2 separate regions of the Mus musculus genome follow, and region 2 is linked to region 1. The links are chromatin loops, found by intact Hi-C in ENCODE. Cell type or tissue: gastrocnemius. All regions are shown on one strand. Links, peaks and the distances in the headings refer to the core of each region. The heading gives the core; the rest is flanking DNA.

What was found. Hi-C counts contacts between places; a loop is a spot of excess contacts. Peaks named below come from ENCODE experiments on the same cell type or tissue, not always from the same donor. Only the 100,000 strongest peaks of a DNase experiment are listed, where the experiment ranks them.
Region 2: it touches region 1 in a loop (2.6-fold over the local background); 12 of 42 quality-filtered maps call a loop at or near these places.

What each region holds. Positions count from the first base shown.
Region 1 is chr1:93,438,843-93,449,200 of GRCm38, reverse strand. Hdlbp (high density lipoprotein (HDL) binding protein) reads left to right here and starts at 3,500. Exons shown (of 28, transcript NM_001301364.1): 1 at 3,500-3,621; 2 at 6,951-7,015; 3 at 8,409-8,521. The coding sequence starts at 8,446. In gastrocnemius, for the core only: no CTCF peak of the experiment used is centred there; DNase peaks (open chromatin) are centred at 3,546, 3,841 and 4,215; H3K4me3 peaks cover 2,500 bases; H3K27ac peaks cover 2,500 bases.
Region 2 is chr1:93,488,194-93,498,551 of GRCm38, reverse strand. Septin2 (septin 2) reads right to left here. Exons shown (of 13, transcript NM_010891.2): 2 at 9,398-9,428; 3 at 7,275-7,395; 4 at 2,887-2,973; 5 at 1,088-1,211. The coding sequence starts at 9,406. Among named protein-coding and RNA genes, the nearest start is that of Septin2, 14 kb to the right of the region's middle. In gastrocnemius, for the core only: no CTCF peak of the experiment used is centred there; no DNase peak of the experiment used is centred there.

The DNA of each region.
Region 1 (10,358 bases), core at 2,955-5,454:
AATGGAGCCCATAAGTGAGGCTGACTAAACTCTCATGCAATAGCCAACTTTATTCAGAGCATCAGACATTTTTACACTGAGGATTAAGAGTCACATGAATAAAGTGTACAATCACAAGGACAAGCTGAACATGGCAAAAACGTGTTTTTCCATAGAAGCATATAAAAGATAGCTTAAGCATTTAATTCAATAACATCAGCAAGCAATAATGAATAATCTGAGGTAAACTTATTCCACTACACCTTGGAGGAACACAAAAACACATTTCCAAGAACAATTCTGCATTTTGAAGAAACTGAGGAAACAAGACTCTTTTTTAAGTTATTTTGGTGGGCCAGGAATCAAACCTAGGAGCTGCCACGTGTTAGGCAAGCAATTTTCCACCAAGCTACATAGTCAGATCTCAAATTCCAGTCCATGATTCTTAACCATCTTTCTGTTGTTCATTCTTATGTTTGTTTTATTTAATGTCATGTTTGTGGGTTATTTCTTTATTTCATGCTTTTAATTATATCATTTCAGGTTCTTGTGTCTAATCCTATACAATTTAATTTTTTTATTTTTTTTTTCAATTGCAGTTTTACAAATTTTTATGGCATTAGGGAGCAAAGCCAGGGTTTATGAATGTTAATCATATGCTCTAACCACTGTGCCACACACTTAGTCTGTGGGGTTTAAGTTTATTTTTATGTGTATGTGTGTCTTGCCTGCATTTATGTCTGCTTATCACATGGTGCCTAGGGAAACCAAAAAAGAACACCAGATACCCTGGATCTGGAGTTATAAACAGTTGTGAGCTTACATGTGGGTGCTGGGGATCAAGATGGGGTCCTTGACAAGAACAGCAAAGGCTTTTAACCACTAAGCCATCTCTCTACCCTCTTTTTAGAAAGAGGGGTGTGTCTGCACTGTGTGTGTGTGTGTGTGTGTGTGTGTGTGTGTGTGCTCTACAGAAGTTTATATGGATGCCCAGTTTGTTACATGGGTGCTAGGATCCAAATTCCAGTTCTCCTAATTGTTAAGTAAGTTCTCTTAACTGCTGAGCCGTGTTTTCATCCCTCTTGCATCTTACTCTTTGAACTTTGGACTTTCAGCTTCTATACTGTAATTGATCTGTCAATATTTTTATCCTGTTATGAAATTTATTCCATCTTGAGGATACCTACTTCCTGTCTGTTAATTTTTTTAAAGGATAATGGGGATTTAAAGAACTTGTAGTCCCATGTTTCTAAGCACTCCCCAGAGATGCTTTTGTCTCTCAGCCCAGGCCAGCCAGAGATCTAGTTGTTACTATGTTGCTGGTGTTCTCATTTTCCCCTTAGACCTACTTTCTGTTTAGGCTATAGCCCTTTTAGAGAATCATGATTTGGGGAATTGGAGAGTGTTACTATGTTCTAACATTTCACCTTAAGCAGTCAGGATTCTTTTGGTTGTTTTTGTTGTTGTTTTTGGTTTTTCGAGACAGGGTTTCTCTGTGTAGCCCTGGCTGTCCTGGAACTCACTTTGTAGACCAGGCTGGCCTCGAACTCAGAAATACGCCTGCCTCTGCCTCCTAAGTGCTGGGATTAAAGGCATGCGCTACCACGCCTGGCTAGCAATCAGGATTCTTATTCCATGTTCCTTGATGTATGAAAAACAAAATATTGCAGACCAGTGTTCACTTTTTGAGGCATCTAGAGTTGACACTTCTATGTTTCAGTATACTGAAAGTAACTAGTCATAATTGTTAGCATCCCAGGAGCACCTGGGATGTTTTGTGGTGCATGTTTATCATTTCAGATAAAGTCTTATATAGAAAGGCCAGGTTGGTCTTGAGCTCCTAACCCTCGTGGCTGTACCTCTCAGGTGCTGAGATAAGCTAATGTTACCACACCCTCCTTGATTTAATAATGCTTTCATTAAGTCCATGCTTTGTTTTATTTTTGAGACATCATATAACTTTGTAGCCTACTGTGACCTTGAACTCCCAGTACTCGCCTCAGCCTTCTGAGTACTGAGATTACAGGGTACCACCACACTCATGGAGGCCTCTGTACAGCCAGGCACTGGGCCAGCTTGTACTTAATGTGGACTTACTAACTCCATTGGAGATCCCTTGACAGCAGACATACTGACTGGTGGGTGCTTGCCTCTCCACATTAACTTTTTCACAGCCCGAGACCTCAGGAACAAAAGAATGACAACAAAAACATTTCTTCTAGTTGCTGGTTGGTTAATCACCAGGGAAAGACACCTTGCACAGTAATAATAACACAGAAGGAAAGACAACTTGGTGCCTACAGAGGCTTTAAGAAGCTCTATCACTCGGTGACTATGCTGGCAGCTTGGAAATGCCCTCTGGTCTTTTAAGCAGTACCTTCAGAGATTTATGTCATGAAGAACTGTGGTGTTCCTGTCAGCCGCATTACTGGCTCCTGGACTTCTCAATTCTGACACCTCAACTTTCAGATAGTTTCCTATTCAGCAGCCCCATCCCCATTCTTTCCAGCACATTCCATTTTCCCCCCTTGTCCTTCAGTCTAAAGTCTAGTTAGGGCAGCTCTTCCCAGTCCCTCAATCAAGAGCCCATCACCGTGCTGCTACCTTCTAAGTACATACTAAGTCTGATTGCTTATTTTGTTCACTGCTGCAAATGCTTGTAAGCCTTAGAATGACAACTACAGAAGGCCTCTTCAGCCCTTCCACATACCATTGTCCCACAAGAAAGGCACATATTATCCAGACCTGGTGGCTCACACTTGTAATCCAAACACTAGAGAAGGAAGCTGAGACAAATCTACACAGTGAAAAGTTGTCAGAAGTGGGGAAAAGAAGGTGGGGGCATCTGCTGTTGGTTACTAGCCTATTCTGTGCTGATGCATATCACTGCATATCACTGTCCAGTATAGGTCAGAAGTGTGCTCATGTCACCTCAGGAGAGGTTCAAAATAATGATTGTGTACAAATTCTTCAAGTAGTTGTCAATAAACGCAACAGGGCAGAACTAGTCCTTTCAAAGGAGGAAGCATTCTGAGGGCAGAGGTTCTGCTCTGTCCCAACTGAGTATGGGAGAGGTAGGAATTCACTGCAGGCTGGTCTGTACATATGGGACACTGAATAATACTGTGTAGAGGGCTTCGAAAGTTTTGGAGTTTGTTGTGTTGGACATTGAGGAATGGAGTAAGGATTTGCAGTAGAGGTGGGAGCAGGAGGAAGAGATCCCGAAGAGAATGAGAATGTGTTCCATCAGGGGGTGCTCTAGGGGATGGTAAAATGGTTTTCCGGGCTGTCTGCTGTCTGAGGTCCTCAGAGCTTTCTTTTCTCTTTTGGTGACACAGTTTCTGGTGGCCTCAACTCTGGCACCTCTGGCTCTGGGGCCTGCCTGTTCTCTGTAGGTAATTAACTTACCAACTCCTCGCCCCCTGTCAGGCCGCAGAACTCTTAAAGAGTTGGTCCGCTCCCGGGCGCTGTAGGGACCCCGCAGCGGGCGGGGCGGGCGGCCGGTCTGACGTGTCTCGGCGGGATTGGAGCCTCCGCCCTATATAGCAGCGGCGGCCCGGGCGCCGCGCCTCGGAGCGTCCCGGCTTCTCCCGCGCAGCGGCAGCGACAGACGGACAGACTCTCGGGTGGTCACACTCACGAGTGAGGATCGGGCGAGCTGGTGGGCGGGGGTGCCAGGGGCGGGGCGGCGGGGGGTCGCCGCTGAGCACGGCTGGGGTCGGTTCCTCAGCTCCCCGGCCGCACAGGCTCCTGGTCTCCAGCTACCGCGACGGGCGGGGGCCGCTACGTGTCACTCTGCGCATGGCCGCGCCGGAGCGCAGAAACTTTCCCAAGTCCGCCACGCGCCGCGGGTCTGCTTGCGGGCCCGGACCGCCTGGACTTCTAGCTCACCGGGCGGGCCGCCGCGATGGGGGAGGGGAACGACCTGGCCAGGTTGGTGACGTGGGCTGCCGAGCCGGCCCCTCCCCCGCACCCCTTCCCCCCAGCTCGGCCCGGCCGTACGGGCTGTGGACCGGACCTAGCTAGGTCAGTGGCGCCCTAGTTCGCGTCAAGCTGGGATCTTCACCCGGGGCCCCTATGTCCCGCGCGGTGCCTTGCTGCACCTTCACCTGCGGCGTCTGGCTACGTGGTCACTGGAGGACTCCCGGCCCAAGTACTACTTGGATGCGCCCCAGGGTCCATGGGTGAAAAATACATTACGGAAAAATACCGAATTTGGATGAAAGGCAGGGAGGCCGAGCAGGATACTGTCCCTTTAAGCCTGTCCCCGCCCGCGGGCGCTCTTGGCCGGTGGGAGGGCCATGCTGAGGTGGCATCTGCGAAAGTTCCTCCCAGGCTGGGTCTCTGACTTCCAGAGCTGGGTAATGCACTGGGCCGGCCTTGGTAGTCACAGACATAGTTTGTGATCTCAGCATAGCTGGGTTTTGTTTTTAATTTTGGAGTTTGTACTCTTCGGTATTTGGTGGGGAGAGGGCACCTTCGAAAAGCTTCTGAGGACGTAAAAGTGAAGTTTCAAATTTGGAAGAGAAACCTGCATCTCAGCTGAAGGTTTTCAAGGTGGAGGTTTTCAGTGCCCTCCATGTAGACTGGCCTACAGTATAAAGAACTTGAGTCCCTCTAGCTGAGGTTGATAGGAAATTCTTTCTGAAGCATAACTGAATTCTCCTTGCATAGTGTTGCCCCTTACATAAGTAGTTGGCACAACTTAGCACAGGGGAATCAATTTAAATACTTCCTTGTTCAGAATCAAGAAGGATTCTTCACATACAGCTTTTTCTATTTTCTGGATTAACAACAGGTTTCCAGCTGCCACAGCCTCACTGCTCTCCCGCAGGAGGCCCTGTTGCTCCCCGATTCTGGGCTTCTACCTCTCTTCTTTTAGTTCAAGTTCTGTGTTGAGAACTAACCTTATTCTGCCATGCTCATTTATGCTCTTAAGAAGCAAATTGTAATATCCAAGTTTGGATGCTGACAGACCACAGTTTCCTGTGGGAAAGGTGGTGGGGGTGGCCTCAATCCTGAGGGACTGGAGGGGCTGTACCCACTTGAGGAGACTTGCATGTGGAGGCCAGAAGAGTTGAGAACATAGATGTCTCTGTTGCTTGGCCTTCACAGGGAGGAGGCAGAAGAGCTGGACCCCACGAATGCCATGCACTCTTTTCTCTAGTGGTATTTGTAAATCAGATTAGAGTCATATTCAGTCCTGACTTGTGTGGTTCAATCCAGCAGAAGGCTGAGATACCAAATCTTGGGCTCCTGTCGTATTCTTCTGAGTTTAGCCAGTGGAGATGCAGGGTGGGGGCTGTATGGTCAGCTGTGAGGGGGCCCCCGTGTAAGATGAGCATCCAGGTGCAGCCGGTTAGGCCTCTGAGTATTTTGTCAGTAGAGGTAAAACAAGCAGTAGGGGAAGGTGGAGGGAAAGTTCTGCTTGTTAAAGCAGATACAGATGGGCATTACTGAGAACATGAAAGCCTTCCTTCCATAAGACTGCTTACTGCAGGGTCTCCAGTAGAGATGAGGCCTATATTTACATATGGTTATCAAGTATGTGTTTTAAAGTTGAATCTTTAACAGAATTTTGAGTCATTAATTTTTTTTAAAGCCTTACCAGAACTCTTACCTGAACTCTCTGTTCAGTGTGTCCTTAATTGTGATCTGTTTGCCTCAAGCTCTGACAAACTGAAATCTGGAAACTAGGCCCCAGTGAGTCTTGTCAAACCTGTCTGGAGTTTTCTAGAGGTCCACTTTGCTGTACCTGGCTGCCAGAGGGCGTTTGTACGCGTCAGGAGTCCTGGAAGCTGCATTCTGGTTTCTTCCTTGTCAGTGACAGTAGGCTTTAGACATGGAGGTGCTTCCAGTAACCACTTGATTCACTGTAAATATCCCTGGAAGGGGATCCCGAAATATGGGAGCATATTTAAAAGAGATATCCTGTGTAGGGCCCTGTGTTGCGTCTGTACAAGGCAATATATTGCGTAGGCTTGGGCAGCTAGTACTCTGGAGACCTATCTTGTGCTGGGAAAAGCCAGGGCACTGGTCAGTGGCAGCAGAGAGAATATAATAATTGAAGTCACATAGATAAACCTGGCTTGGTAAAGTGGGATGGGTGTCTGTATTTAAGAAGTGAGCAGAGCCTGGTGTGGTGGTACACCTCTTTAATCCCAAAACTCAGGAGGTAGAGGAAGGTAGATCTCTAAGTTCAAAGTCGGCATGGTGTAGGTGTACATAGAGAGAGACCTTATCTCAAACAAACAAAAAAAATTTGTAGAGTAGATTTTGGCCTCTTTGGGTAGCCTTTGAGTCTTGAAATTTTATGACCTGATTTTTAAGTCTCTGTGAATTAGAAGGGACTGAGGACTTTTACAGGACAACAGCAAGAACAAAGGAACTGCAGAGTTACCAAGGAGTCTTTGGTTTTGTTGTTTTTTAGACAGGTCTCACTTTGAAACTCTGGCTGACCCTGGAAGTCAGAGATCTGCCTGTCTCTGCCTCCCAAGTGCTGGGATTAAAGGTGTGCGCCACCATGCCTGCCTCCAAGGAACCCCTGGTCATTCTGAAAGCTGGAGTATGAGGTCTTCATTTTGCTGAATATACCACAGTTAGCTGCAGAGCAGAGTCAGCCTGGCAGAAGTCACAAGGATCCAGTGCACAGATCACTCTAAGATCCAAGGATCCAGTGCACAGATCACTCTAAGATCCCTTGAAGAGTTGCCTTTTGAGAGTTTGAGATGATTCAAGTTTTACCGTAATGTCTTGTTCAAAGTTAATGCCTAAGATCAGAGCTTGTGTGTGTGTGTGTGTGGGGGGGTGTCCCAAGAAATTTGCCTGTTGGTAAACTAGAAGTCAAATGTAAAGGCTATTTAGTACTTTTTTGAGAGATGAAAGGATCCAAGTTCTAAAGCATGGATAAGTAACCTTTATGGTTTTTTGTTTTGCTTTGTTCTCTCCTCTCCCTTCCTACCATATACTAGTAAAAGCTGGCAGGCTGACAGAGGCAACCTCAGGACGGACTTTCTGGCTACTGACCATTTTGCTGGTAAGTTTGAGCTCCCTTTCTGAAGACGTCTGTGCCTGTAACACAAAGATATGTGAGTTAGTTCCAACGTGTATCTCCTTTCCTTGGGTTTTGTCTTCTGTGTTCTGTGCCATGAGAAGTAAGTGTCTCCCAGCTTTACCTGCCCTTCAGCTGTGTCCTCTGCCTTACATCTGTGTTAATCCTTTTCTTACATGTGAATTATGCTTTTTCAGGATTTGAGTATTAATATTCTTTTAAAATACTGAGTTTAATTTTTTTTAATTGATATGAGGTCTTATTTTATTGTAATGAAGTTTTTTTTTTTTTTTTTTTTTTTTTTTTGCTTGTGTGTGTTTTGGATACCAGGTTTCTCAGAATAGCCCTAACTGTCCTGAAAATCACTCTGTAGACCAGGCTGGCCTTTGAGATCCACCAGTGTCTGCCCTCTTGAATGTTGGAATCAAAGGTGTGCACCACCACACTCAGCTGCATAATTTATAAAAGTATTTGCATTTTGCCAAGATGTGCATGTAAGAAGATACTTGGTGCATAATGGTGTAAAGAAAATGAGTTCTTCCTCATTCTGGTCTCCTAGAACTACAGAAGGCCGAGAAGCTAACACCTGTGTCTGAGTATACTGAATTGCACCAAACTTTAAGGGGAGCTAGGACGTTCCTAGCCAATGTCCATAGCTATCCTAGAGAAAGGAATTCTGTGCCTTAAGCCAGTTTTCTCTCTTGTGAGTGTATCCCCTCCCACACCTGAGCAAGAGTGGAGGAGACCACACATTCAGGTATTTAGCACAAGGTTGGATCTCTTACACTGTCACCAAGAAACTGAGAGGTCCATCCCCCAATCTCCATTCCTGAGGTGTTTGAAAATGTTAGAAATGGTTCTTTTGGATAAGTACCTTACACATCCAAGTTGTAGTAATTGTCATTTTTATACTTTATAGAGTCAGGCATATCTTGAACAATTAACAAAATAAGATGAAGTTAGCTATTAAGAAAATGATTCTGGAGTTGATCCGTGCCAGAGCTGGGTCAGACAGGTAGCAGGTTCCTGTAGTCCCAGAGTACTGGTGGTTTGCGGTGAGGGTAACAAGCTGTTACTGAGGCCATCTCAGTGGTAAGTGGTGCTCACCTAGCGCTATGTATCTTAGCCAAGTCTTGTCTGCCGTGTGACAGGCAGTTTCTGAGAAGACAGGTGATCAAGTGAGCTTGTAGTTCCCATGTTCACCCTTCTGTTGAAAGCTTGAAGAACAATTTGCATTGACCTTGTGAGGAAATAAATACTATAGCTTACAGACAGGAGATTAAACCAGCGACTAAAGCATTAGAATAACTGTCCATAGATCATTACAATTAGCTGCCGTTGGGCTTTCTGCTCCCTGATTACCCTTCTCTTGATACAGTGTCTTACTAGGATCGTGTGTGGACGTGAGATCAACCATGAGCTCCGTTGCAGTTTTGACCCAAGAGAGTTTTGCTGAACATCGAAGTGGGCTGGTTCCACAACAAATCAAAGGTGACAGGCCCCTTTCCAAGTCCTTGTTAACTTCTGAGACTGGGCTTTTGTGCTCATTTGTACTAGTTGGTTGTAAGTGAGATTGGACAGGTTTGAGGAATGACTGCAAAAACAGCTGCAAGCGTGGGCAGTTTCCTAGAAATCCAATTAACAACTGTCTATTAGTGGGATCCTTTTGAAAATTGCTGTCCCAACTATGAGGTACTATAATATTGGCTGTGAAGCATCCTAAAACATTACTGAGCTTCTTTGAGAATGAAGGTGAGGTCTGACTTCTGTGCTCTTAAAGGCCAGGATCAAGACCAGCACTGTCTAATAGAATAGAATGCTAGCCACCTAAGCAATTTGAAAGTTTTACAAACCTAGGGAACAGGTAAATTTTGTTTTTTGTTTTCGTTTCTTTTTTTTTTTCCCCCCAAATATTTTCAGACAAGAGTTTTTGCTGCTTAGACCAGAGTGATCTCAAATTCATGGTCCTCCTGCCTCTGGGATTATAGGCATGTGCCACTACACATTTAATATATTTAGCCCAGTGTATTTAAAAAATGGCATTGCAACAGTTCAATATAAAAAAATCTTAAAGCCAGCTAGTTTCTATTATTTTTCCTTAATTTTTAGTAAATATATTTATAAACACAGAGCTTTTTGACTTGAAAACTAACTTTTTATACAGAGGTCTTTGACCTGCACTGACAAGGCAGCTTCTGTCAAGCCTGGTGGCCTAAATCTGATCCCAGCACCTACGCGGCTGAAGGAAGGAACTGACTCCTGCAAGTTCTCAAACTGCCATGTATAATGTGGCATGGCTACAAACACAAACTTTAAAAGATAGTATTTTTAATCCTTGAACTTGAATTGAGTTTCTAAAATTTTCCAATGAAAGAGTAAATTGTCTAAGTTGTTATAAGATATTTAAGTTTTCCTATAATCGAATATCAGTTCTTAATTTAAAATGAATTAAATTTTTAAAATTCACTTCTTAACTACACTTGACCCACTCAGTCCCAGTGACCACTGTGTTGGTCATTCCTAAGACACTGCTGGTGGTCTGGTCTCAGTATCTGGTAACTATCAGTAGTGTCTCCTATCTTACAAGGGCAAATGATCAACCTCTGCTCACACCAGCATCATCAGGCTAGGAAGCAGTGAGCCTGTAATAGAGGCCTATCTAATTCCAAAGGTCATCCTGTCCTTTCCATGTTTGCATGCTCCGTTGTATTGTGGGCCCAGCTACTGGTAGATACTGCTCATCCCTAGGGACCAAAACAAGCCATACCCTTGCTTTTGTAGAGATCATGGTTCACTGGACAAAAGTATGAACATGATTAATAATCAGGGTCTCTAACTTCTCCAAGTCTTGCTGTACCCTGTCTTGACTTGAGTGTCTTCATCATAGACAGGCCCATGTGAGTTAATTTCACCATTATACATTACAAAGGGAAACATGGGACCTACCTCGAAGGTAGTTCTTAAAAGCAATGTTCAGACTTCTACTCTATGCCAATCATTTATAGTCGTGATTTGCATTTGTACTATTAGAAAATGTGGCTATCTCAAAAGCTGTCGCATGTATGTTGGATAAGGTCTACTAGCTGGACTACCTTATCTGGCCTTTCAAAGACTTTAAGTGGTGGTGGTGGTGGTGGTGGTGATGCCCAGGGGGATCCAGAGGAGGGGACAGAGGAAATATTTGGGGGGAGGTGACTGGGAGGAGGGCAGTGAACAGGATATAAAGTGAATAAGTGAAAAATTAAATCTAATTTAAAAAGAAAGAAATGAATGTGAAGACTGAGGCTGGAGAGGTAGCTCAGAGGTTAAGAGCATTGATTATTCTTCC
Region 2 (10,358 bases), core at 4,751-7,250, 48 kb before region 1:
AGAGGGAGGGTATAGGGAACTTTCGGGATAGCATTTGAAATGTATATAAAGAAAATATCTAATAAAAAATGTTTAAAAAAAAGAAACTAAAGCACAAATTTCAATAGTAATCGTGGGGTACTAAGACAGGCACTCCCTAACTTCAAAAGAAAAACCCATTTCTCTTCCCTTTCCCATATAATACTTAAAACAACCCATAACAGAAGATTGACTCTCTGTCAATCTTAGGCATAATGAAGGCATGTGTTTTTGTTTTTAAACTATGGCAAATATTAAGTAGTTTTAATGAATCAATGGGAATCAATAACCTAAGTACAACAGATTACCAAGTTCCTGATAGGTGGTCTATGAACCTGGAAGGCTGCCAACACTTTTCCAGACTTACAACTGCTTCACAAGAGGCCAAGAAACAGGGCAGTACCAGAAAGCATGCAGTCCAAGGCAGGATTATGAAAGGTGCCATCAGGACAGCAAGTTCATGGGATGGTGAGAAGGGAGGCATTCTTAATGTAGAAGAAGGGTAAACAAGCACCATTACCCTGCCTTCCTTTTCTCATTTAGTGCTGCAAATTTGATACTTTTTCTTGGCAGGGTTAGGACAAAAAAATAGTAGGTACAAAAGTAAGATTTTTCTGCACAATGAGGGCAACGGAGTATTCTACCCTCTGAAATCCCTTACTTGTGAAAATGATGGCAAAGAGCAGTCGTTTACAAGTAATATGTCTCTAAGGAAGGGACAGACATAGAAAGAGCAACCTGTCCTCTGGCTGCAGTCTGTATTACAGTGCTTTGTTTATGTTAGCAGTTTGTAGACAATTAACTTTTCAATCTCAGGTCTCATTAGAGTGGACACAGTGGCTCATATTCAAAATAGGAAGGAAAAGCAGGAGAATTCTGAGTTCAAGGCCAGCCTGAATTAAATAGTGAGACCTTGTTTTGAGAGAGGCAATATTTAAACTTGAAATGATTAGATCCGGCAACTTTAAGTGTTGCTAACATTGTCTACAATGTAAATACATTAAGTAAATGAAAACAAATGCAGAGTAATTGACCCTTTGAGGGCTCTGCACCCTCTGTGAATTCATACCAATCCCTGCAGTTGATGGCATCCCCGTAGCCGGGAGTGTCCACTACTGTAAGCCGCAGCTTCACACCCCGCTCTTCAATCTCAACAGTCGAAGCCTCTATCTGGACAGTTCTTTCAATTTTCTCTAGAAAAGAAATAAACTTAATAGAAAATGTACTTAAAAATCAAGGCAGCATGCTAGAAGGAGAGATATCCATTATTTATATTCTTATGAAAAATGATAGCCGGGCAGTGGTAGCGCACACCTTTCATCCCAGCACTTGGGACGCAGAGGCAGGCAGATTTCTGAGTTCAAGGTTAGCCTGGTCTACAGAGAGAGAGAGAGAGAGAGAGAGAGAGAGAGAGAGAGAGAGAGAGAGAGAGAGAGAGTTAGTTCAGGACAGCCAGGACTACACAGAGAAACCCTGTCTTGAAAAACGAAAAAAAACAAAACAAAACAAAAAAAAAAACAAAAAAACAACGACAACAAAAAGAAAGAAAGATGACTTGGAAGGTCTCAGAAAGTAATATAAACACTGTTTAGAAAAGATCCAGAGTCAGCAAAGGAAATGTTGGTGCTAAAAATGAATGTTTTCTGGGGATTGTTGAAAATACCAACATTGAGGGGCTGGAGATGGCTCAGCAGTTCAGAATACTTGTTGCTCTTGCAGAAAACTAAGGTTCAATCTCTAGCGCCTTCATGATGGTTTATAACCATTTGGAACTTCAGTTCCAAGGGAACCAACCTCCAAAAGCACCAGGTAAATATGTGATCCACATACATACACTCATGGCAAAACACAGATTTAAAAACAAAAGGTCTTAAAATTAGCTGGTCAGTGGTGGCTCACACCTTTAATACCAGCACTTGGGAGGCAGAGGTAGATGAATTTCTGAGTTCGAGGTCAGCCTGGTCTATAGAGTGAGTTCCAGGACAGCCAGGGCTGTCCAGAGAAACCCTGTCTCCAAAAACAAAAAACAAACAAAAAAATCTTAAATTTTAAAAACAAAACAAAACAAAACATATTGGGACTAGTGAAATGGCTACTGGATACAAGCGCCAGCTGCCAAGCCTGATGATGACCTAAGCTCAGTACTGGAACCCATATGGTACAAGCAGAGAACCAACTACTCAAAGTTGTCTGAGACAAAGTAATTTATGAATTCATTTAAAAACAGAATATAAAAGTATTGGTGAAAAGGTTGTACATCTTTATTGTGGTTGACCTTATTCGTTCTTATCAACAAGTATTTATGTAGCCCAGTAGTAGAGCATTTGACTAGCATGCAAAAGGTCCCAGGTTTGAGAAGTACTGTAAAGCAAAACAAACATATTTGAGAATGCCAGTGTCTTATGCTGGGATAATCAGAGAATAGACAAACATATCCCTATCATAAATTTCTCTATATATAACACTTTAATTATATTTAAGTAACTTTAGATAATCCTGACAAGTGAACTTCTGGCGTCATGTATGCTGGGAAGGGCTCTACCATGGAGCTACATTCTCACTCTTGTATGTAGCTTTTTAAAGACATAGCTTTTCATCCAGCATACAATACAGATGGAAAACCAGGACATTTACTAGATAGCAAACTGAAATGAAAGTTAGTTACATAGATACACAGATAAGTATAGAACAAAGTCTACAACCAAGATCTCAGGACCTCAGATGCAGCACACTTTTCCTTCTTTTGTTGACAGTTTACAAAACACAAAGTAATTAAGCAAAACACACATCTAAGACCTAAGATATCAGGTATATATTCTAGAAATGTTCAAGTAAAATAATACTTAACAATTATATAGAAATATTTACCTGCAGCTCCAGGAATAATTCTTTCTGGGTAGAGATCAGTCAGGAATAAGCTGTTTATGAGAGTTGATTTTCCTAGACCAGATTCACCTTAAATGAAGATGAAAATACTATCATGTCATGATCTTTCCCATATTAACTGTTAAACCTGGAATGTTTACCACCACGTGTGTGTCACAAAAAGGAATGGGGAAGCTGAAGGAAGGCGAGCAACTTCCTCAAAGTCAAACAACAAGAACCTAATCTGAATCCAAATCCAGGGGATTGTAGAATTTGTTAATGGCATGATCATAAACAATTTTTATCTCTCCACAGGTTTCTAGAACATACTTTCGAATTTTGCTGTTGCTGTTCTTTAGAATAATCATTGGTTTTTATTACTTAAGGAGCTTCATATTTATTTAGCTTTCTGACTCTGTACTTGTGTCTTCAACACTTTCCTAACAATTTTCTGCCTTTCAATAAGGAAGCACAGTAGATCCTGTCATGGACACAGCGAAACCACATGGTGGGTCCTGCTGACATGCTTCTTTATGTTGGATAATCCCATAAAGCTTTAAGTCTTAAAAGCACACACCACTGACGTTAGTACTTCTCCAAACTTCTTGGTATACTGGTAAACCATTGGCAGGGGTTCGAGATGGCCTAGTTTTGTTTGAGACTGTCTTATAGAAAAGCCTATAATGGTGTGTCAGACACTGGACCATGCTATGTGCCTATAAGCACCAACCCTGGAAGAGTGATTTTGTTGTTTTTGAGACAGGGTCTTACTATGTAACTCAGGTCCTCTGAGTGAGCAGTGTGCACTCTTAGTGGTTGAGCCATTTCTTCAGCTTCAAGGTAATTGTTTTTTATTTAAAAAAACAAACAGATTTACATTAAATTATGAATGCGTGTGGTTGGGGCTGACGGCTAGACAAGTGAGTACAAGTGCCTGAGGAGACCAGAGGAGTTGGCTCCAGAGGAGCTGGAATTCAAGGCAGTCAGGAGCTACCTGACAAAAATGCTGGGAACTGAAGTCAGGTCCTGTGTAAGAACAGCAAGTTCTCATAATACCTGGGCCATCCCTCCAACCACCATAAAGAATAGTTAATGAAGTGTTTTTTTTTCCTATTGCGGTAACCGTTCATGTCCTTTGAAATGTTTTTAGCTGTCATAAAATTATGTTTACTTTCTTCTAAAAAAATTTTTTTTTACTTTAGGTGTAGGATATATTTCAAGTTAATTTGCAAGTACAATTTGCAAACTAGCCTACATGTACCCCATGGAGGACAGTCTTTGTTCAAAACATCCCAACTGTATAATTTTGCTTTTGGGGTCTCAGTTAAAAAAAAAAAATCCAAAATTCTGTTTTTATTTTTGTTTTAACAGTATACTGGATAGTTTGACTACACTGTAAATGGTCAAATTTCTCTTTCTCCTCCTCTGTCAAGGTCTCATTATGTAGCCCAGGCTTGTCTCCACCTTAGATCCATCCCTCTTCTACAAGCTTCCAAGCACTGGTTTACAGACATGCAGGATCACACTTTTTGATGTCTTTAATAAGGGATATTTCTGACTTAGTAAGTATTTAAGCAGTTTGATTCTCCAAGGCTTGTTCATAACTTTTTTTTTTAAAAGACTTATTTATTATATATAAGTACACTGTAGCTGTCTTCAGACACTTCAGAAAAGGAAGTCAGATCTAATTACGGATGGTTGTGAGCCACCATGTGGTTGCTGGGATTTGAACTCAGGACCTTTGGAACAACAGTCAGTGCTCTTAACCACTGAGCCATCTCTCCAGCCCCTTGTTCATAACTTTTTAGGGATAAATAACAACATTTTATGTCTACTTTAGCCCTGTAGACCCTACTAAGTGCCCTGAGTGTTTAATGAGTTTTCTTTGAATGGCTGGAATTCAAATGTTTCCAACCACATTTCTAGCCCTGTATAGTCTCCCTGAATTATATACAGTCAGAGAGTGAACATACTGATTGTTTTTTGAATGCTATGTATCAAATAATAATGTGACAAGAGTACACTGGTCTTTTCTACCAAGAACTTAATTTTACATTATTTTTATTTTATTTTAATTATGTAAATATACTCCAAAATATGTTGGAACCTATCTTCATTTTAGATCTGTGAACTATTAATTCTAAGGATTAATCAAGTCTTACTTGGTCATAACAACCATTAAGCTTTTCAAATGCTCAGTTTTGAAATTTAGCAACTGTAAAAAACTAACTAAATGTAATATGGTTAACAGAGTAACAAACAGCTCATCATTAGAGCCAGGTGTGGTGACTCACGCATTGAACAACATACAAGGTAGTGGGTATCTCTGTATGTATGCATATCCCTGTAAGTTTGAGAGCAGCCTACTCTACATAGCTGGTTCTAGGTCAGCCAGGGCTACATAGTGAAACACTGTTTAAAACAAACAAACAAACAAACAAACAAACAATAGCAAAAACAATAAAAACCCCACCAGCAGTCATCATTAAGCGTCTACTGGCATGCTAAAACCCAATACACGGTAGGATCAATAACAACAGAAATACATTCAAGCAACCACTCAATTTCAAAGTACTTCCACTAGAGTTTTATAAATTACTAATTTTTAAGTGAAAATTAAACACAATACTAACTAAATGATTAACTAGTCATCTTTACTATGTAACAATTCTGCAAATTCACCTTTAACAATACCTTACAAACTTGGGTTGTCACTAAAATTGACAGTGTCTATTTTTGTTGTTGTTTTGACACAAGATCTATGTAGTCCTGGTTGTCCCAGAGCTCACTATGTAGACCAACCAGGCTGGCTTCAAACTCACTGAGATCTTCCTGCCTCTGCCTCACAAGTGCTGAAATTAAAGGTATGCAACCACCACGCCCAGCCTTTGACATCTGGTTTGGATAGTGGCCAGTGTCAGCAGGGATAGCAGACATGCACAGGAAGCCTAACTGGGACTGGAGGATGTTCTGAAGTAGGTCATCTACAAGGCTATTGGCAGGCTCAGTTCCCTGCCTTTATAAAGTCATGACAATTAGCTTCCTCTAGTATCTTTTATGACCTAGTCTTGAAAGTCACATCATTTCTACAACATCCATCTACAACAATTTAAAAGGGGAGTGAGAGACAACAAGATGATTCAGAAAGTAAAGGCACTTGCTGCTCAAGCCTGGTGACCTGAGTTCTATCCTTAGAACCCATATAAAGATGGAAGTCGAGAACCACCTCTACACAAGTGTGCCTTGTGCACATTAAATACATGCACACACACAAATAATAATAAAGAAACAACAACAACAACCCCCCCCCCCAAAAAAAAAATCCTGGTAAGGGTTGAGAATACTAGGGGGCAAGTATCACTGGTGACTATTTTAAAAGTTAATTATAATTTATGAAATTCCTAGGCAAATGGATGGACCTGGAGGGCATCATTCTGAGTGAGGTAGCCCAATCACAAAAGAACTCACATGATATGTACTCACTGATAAGTGGATATTAGCCCAGAAACTTAGAATACCCAAGATACAAGATACAATTTGCAAAACACATGAAACTCAACTCAAGAAGAACGAAGACCAAAGTGTAGACACTTTGCCCCTTCTTAGAATTGGGAACAAAACATCCATGGAAGGAGTTACAGAGACAAAGTTTGGAGCTCAGATGAAAGGATGGACCATTTAGAGACTGCCATACCCGGGGATCCATCCCATAATCAGCCTCCAAACTATGACACCATTGCATACACTAGCGGGATTTTGCTGAAGGGACCCTGCTATTGCTGTCTTGTATGAGGCTATGCCAGGGCCTAGCAAACACAGTAATGGATGCTCAGTCATCTATTGGATGGAACACAGGGCCCCCAATGGAGGAGCTAGAGAAAGCACCCAAGGAGCTAAAGGGGTCTGCAACCTTATAGGTGGAACAACAATATGAACTAACCAGTACCCCCAGAGCTCTTGTCTCTAGTTGCATATGTATCAGAAGATGGCCTAGTCGGCCATCATTAGGAAGAGAGGCCCCTTGGTCTTGAAAACTTTATAGGCCTCAGTACAGGGGAACGCCAGGGCCAAGAAGTGGGAGTGGATGTGTAGGGGAGTTGGGGGGAGGGGGCCTGGGGGACTTTTGGGATAGCATTTGAAATGTAAATGAAGAAAATACCTAATAAAAATGGAAAAAAATTATAACAAAAAACTTTCACTGTATATGAATAAAGAAATTACATTAAAATCTTGTTTTCCTCTTGAGCAAAATTTACTGAATATATGTGTGAGTATATATGATATCTTGACCAAAACATATACATATTAAGTTCCACAGTTGATTTTGCAAAGAAAGGCCAATGCACTTCGTAGGTTGGAAAAAGGGGGCATTTAGTAAACTAGCTTCTTACCAACCACCATCAGAGTGAACTCGAACCCCTTCTTCACTGATTTTCGGTGAACTTGATTGGGAAGATTTGCAAATCCAACATAGCCAGGAGTTTCTGGATTTATAAACTGAGTTGGTTGTTGCTAAAATAAGATTAAAAAATACAAAATAAGCTAATAAACACCGTAATGATTGCTTTTATGACATTATCAGACCTGTGGAAAGCATAGGTAATCAGTAATTCTCACAAATTAAAGAAAGGGGGAAAAAAAGAAACTCCACAAAACACCATTTTCAAAACTTATACTTTTATTAGAAAATTGTGCACTTAAGTGGATTAAAGAAAACACAATCTGAGGCTGGAGAGACGGCACAGCGGGTTATGATCACTGGATGTTCTTCCAGAGGACCCAGGTCAATTCCCAGCACCCACATGCTAGCTCACAAATGTCTATAGCTCCAGCTCCCAGGAATTCAATACCCTAATAGACATACATGCAGGCCAAACACCAATACACATAAAATAAAAATAACTAAATCGTTAAACACACACACAAGCCAATCTAATTTCTTCCTTATATTATGACTCATAATTAATATTTTGATAGTCAATTTCTGTTTAGCAATGTAACTATGTAAAATATGTAAGACTAGCTTATCTCAATGAAATAAATCAAATTATGGCTTGAGATAAATAGAGTTAAAAAAAACTGACTCCTCTCATTGAACAATTAGCTAAAGACTAGCCTACAACCAGGATCAGGAATGATGCTCTGTGAAAACATCTGAGAGTAAGACATTTCTTGCTATTCTTCATCTATGGCACAGAGCTTTATCTAGAGAAAGGCAGGGAATCTAGGAGAGGAATGTTGAGATTTCAGGTTAAAAAAACTATCAGACAAAAAAACTAAGCCCACAGTGGACTACCCTGAAATATCTAGATATTTGTTTTCGACAGGCTCACTACATATTCCTGGCTGGTCTGGAGCTTGCAGTCTGTTTCAGCCTCACCGTGCCTGATGACATCTGTATTCTTGATGAAAGAATGTCTGGTAAGACTAAAGATGATGGAAGATGTGGTAAATCAACAGTGAAAGCACAATCTAGGAGATGAGAAGATGGAGTACTTGCCTTGCAAGTCTGACAACCTGAAGTCAATCACTAGAAAGCAAATTAAAAACAAAACCAAAAAAGCTGGGCATGATGCTAATAAAAAAAAAAAGCCTTTGTGATCTTAGCCCTGGACAAGTGAAGACAGGTGGATAGTTGAGGCTCTAGGCTAGTGAGAGATCTGTCTGTCTCTCTGTCTTTCTCCCTCCTCCCCCAACACACATAAAAAGAGAGGAGGGAGAACGAACAAACCAACAAACCAACCAGCCACTGATGGACAGTGAGGCATGATGCCAAGGTTGAACTCTAGTTTCTGAATACACACGCATGCAAGCACTCATGCAGCCTCCCTACCTCTTAAATCCTACCATTTATGCAATAGCACACTAAAAGTGAAAAAATGTTAATGCATTGTTTGAACTAAATAAAAAAAAGTTGTAAAATAGCATTTCTTTTACAATTACATTTATAACATCCATTCACATGTACATACATACAAAAATATACCTAAAACTTTCATAGTGGTTATTTCTGGGTCATAGAATAATGACTCTTTTATTTAATCTCTGATTCAAATTACTTGTATAAAAAGCAATAACTGATATTATGGTTTTTCATTGGATAGTAATAAATACTCAAGACTCAAAAATAAAAGGCAAAGCTAACCTTCAGTCTTAACTACAAGTTCCACTTTCTCAGCTTATGGTCCTTTAGAACTAATTTATATCAGGGCTCTGGAACAAACAATTTATAAGGGCTAATCTAAACTCATGTAGCATGTCTAAGAGCGCCATTAATTTAATCATATGAATTATTAGAATTCTTAATAGGTATTTGATTGGTATAGGAAAAAAATCTCAAGATGATCAAAAGGATTCACATCAACATATAGATTTAAAATTTTGGTAAAGAAGGCAACTCAAAACTTTAGAATAATACAAAACCAGAAGTTTATCTTAGAAATCCTTTTTAGATATCTGAACATTTAAAACAATTTCTCGTTACACCATAGATACATGAACTGTATGACCTTACCTTAGACATCTTTCTTGATTTTCCTGTCTATCTGTTAAAAAAGAAAAGACAAATGTCTGACTTTATATATGCATATTTAACAACATGAACTGACCCAGGAAGATAGATATGTGACATCTACCTTTTTTAGCTTCTTTTTTGTTTCTTTAGCTTCTCAGTAATCTCAAACATTGCCCCAGATTACTCAATATAAAGAAAAAAATTAAATAAGCTGACAAAAGTATCTAGACATATATTTCTATATTTCCAAATATATACATATTTATATTCTTTCAGTACTGATTATATTCTAGATATCAGGGATGGGATGGGAGAAAAAGACAACCTGCTTCATATCTCTATTTTAATTGAAGCCTTTCAAGGAGAACAGGATACCACTGTACCCAGAGTCCTGTATCCTGAATGTGTGTTATCTCGGACTGAAAGATTACTAGCATAACTTGGAAACTAAATTTTGGCACTGGGGCACAAGGTACAACATGAAGCACATTTACAAGTAAAGAGGACAGATTGAAATTTTTAATGTTTATGTGCCAGTCTGGTAACTCTGAGGTCAGAAGGTGTCAGGTCCCCTGGAACTGGAATTATGGATGGTATGAGCCACCATGTAGATGCCAGGAGCCAAATCCAGGTCCTTCAAAAAAGCAGTAAGTGCTCTTAACCACTGAGACCCTCTCTAGCCCCAGAGCTGAATTGTTACACAAATTTCACAACACTGAAGCTTTGGGAAACAGGGAGTGTGTTGCCTTGGACTTTCGTTGAAACACACAAAGTTTCTTTGTTTTCCAAACCTTAACCTACAAGATCACTGCAGACCCCAAGTTTCTCTCCCCAATGGAAATGTTTTCAAGCACCTAAGACAAACTGAGGTTCCCGCACTTCACTGTATTTAAGCAGGTAAATTAAGTAGGCATGCAAAAGAATTCATGGGATTTTAGTTAAGTATTATGATGTTTCACGG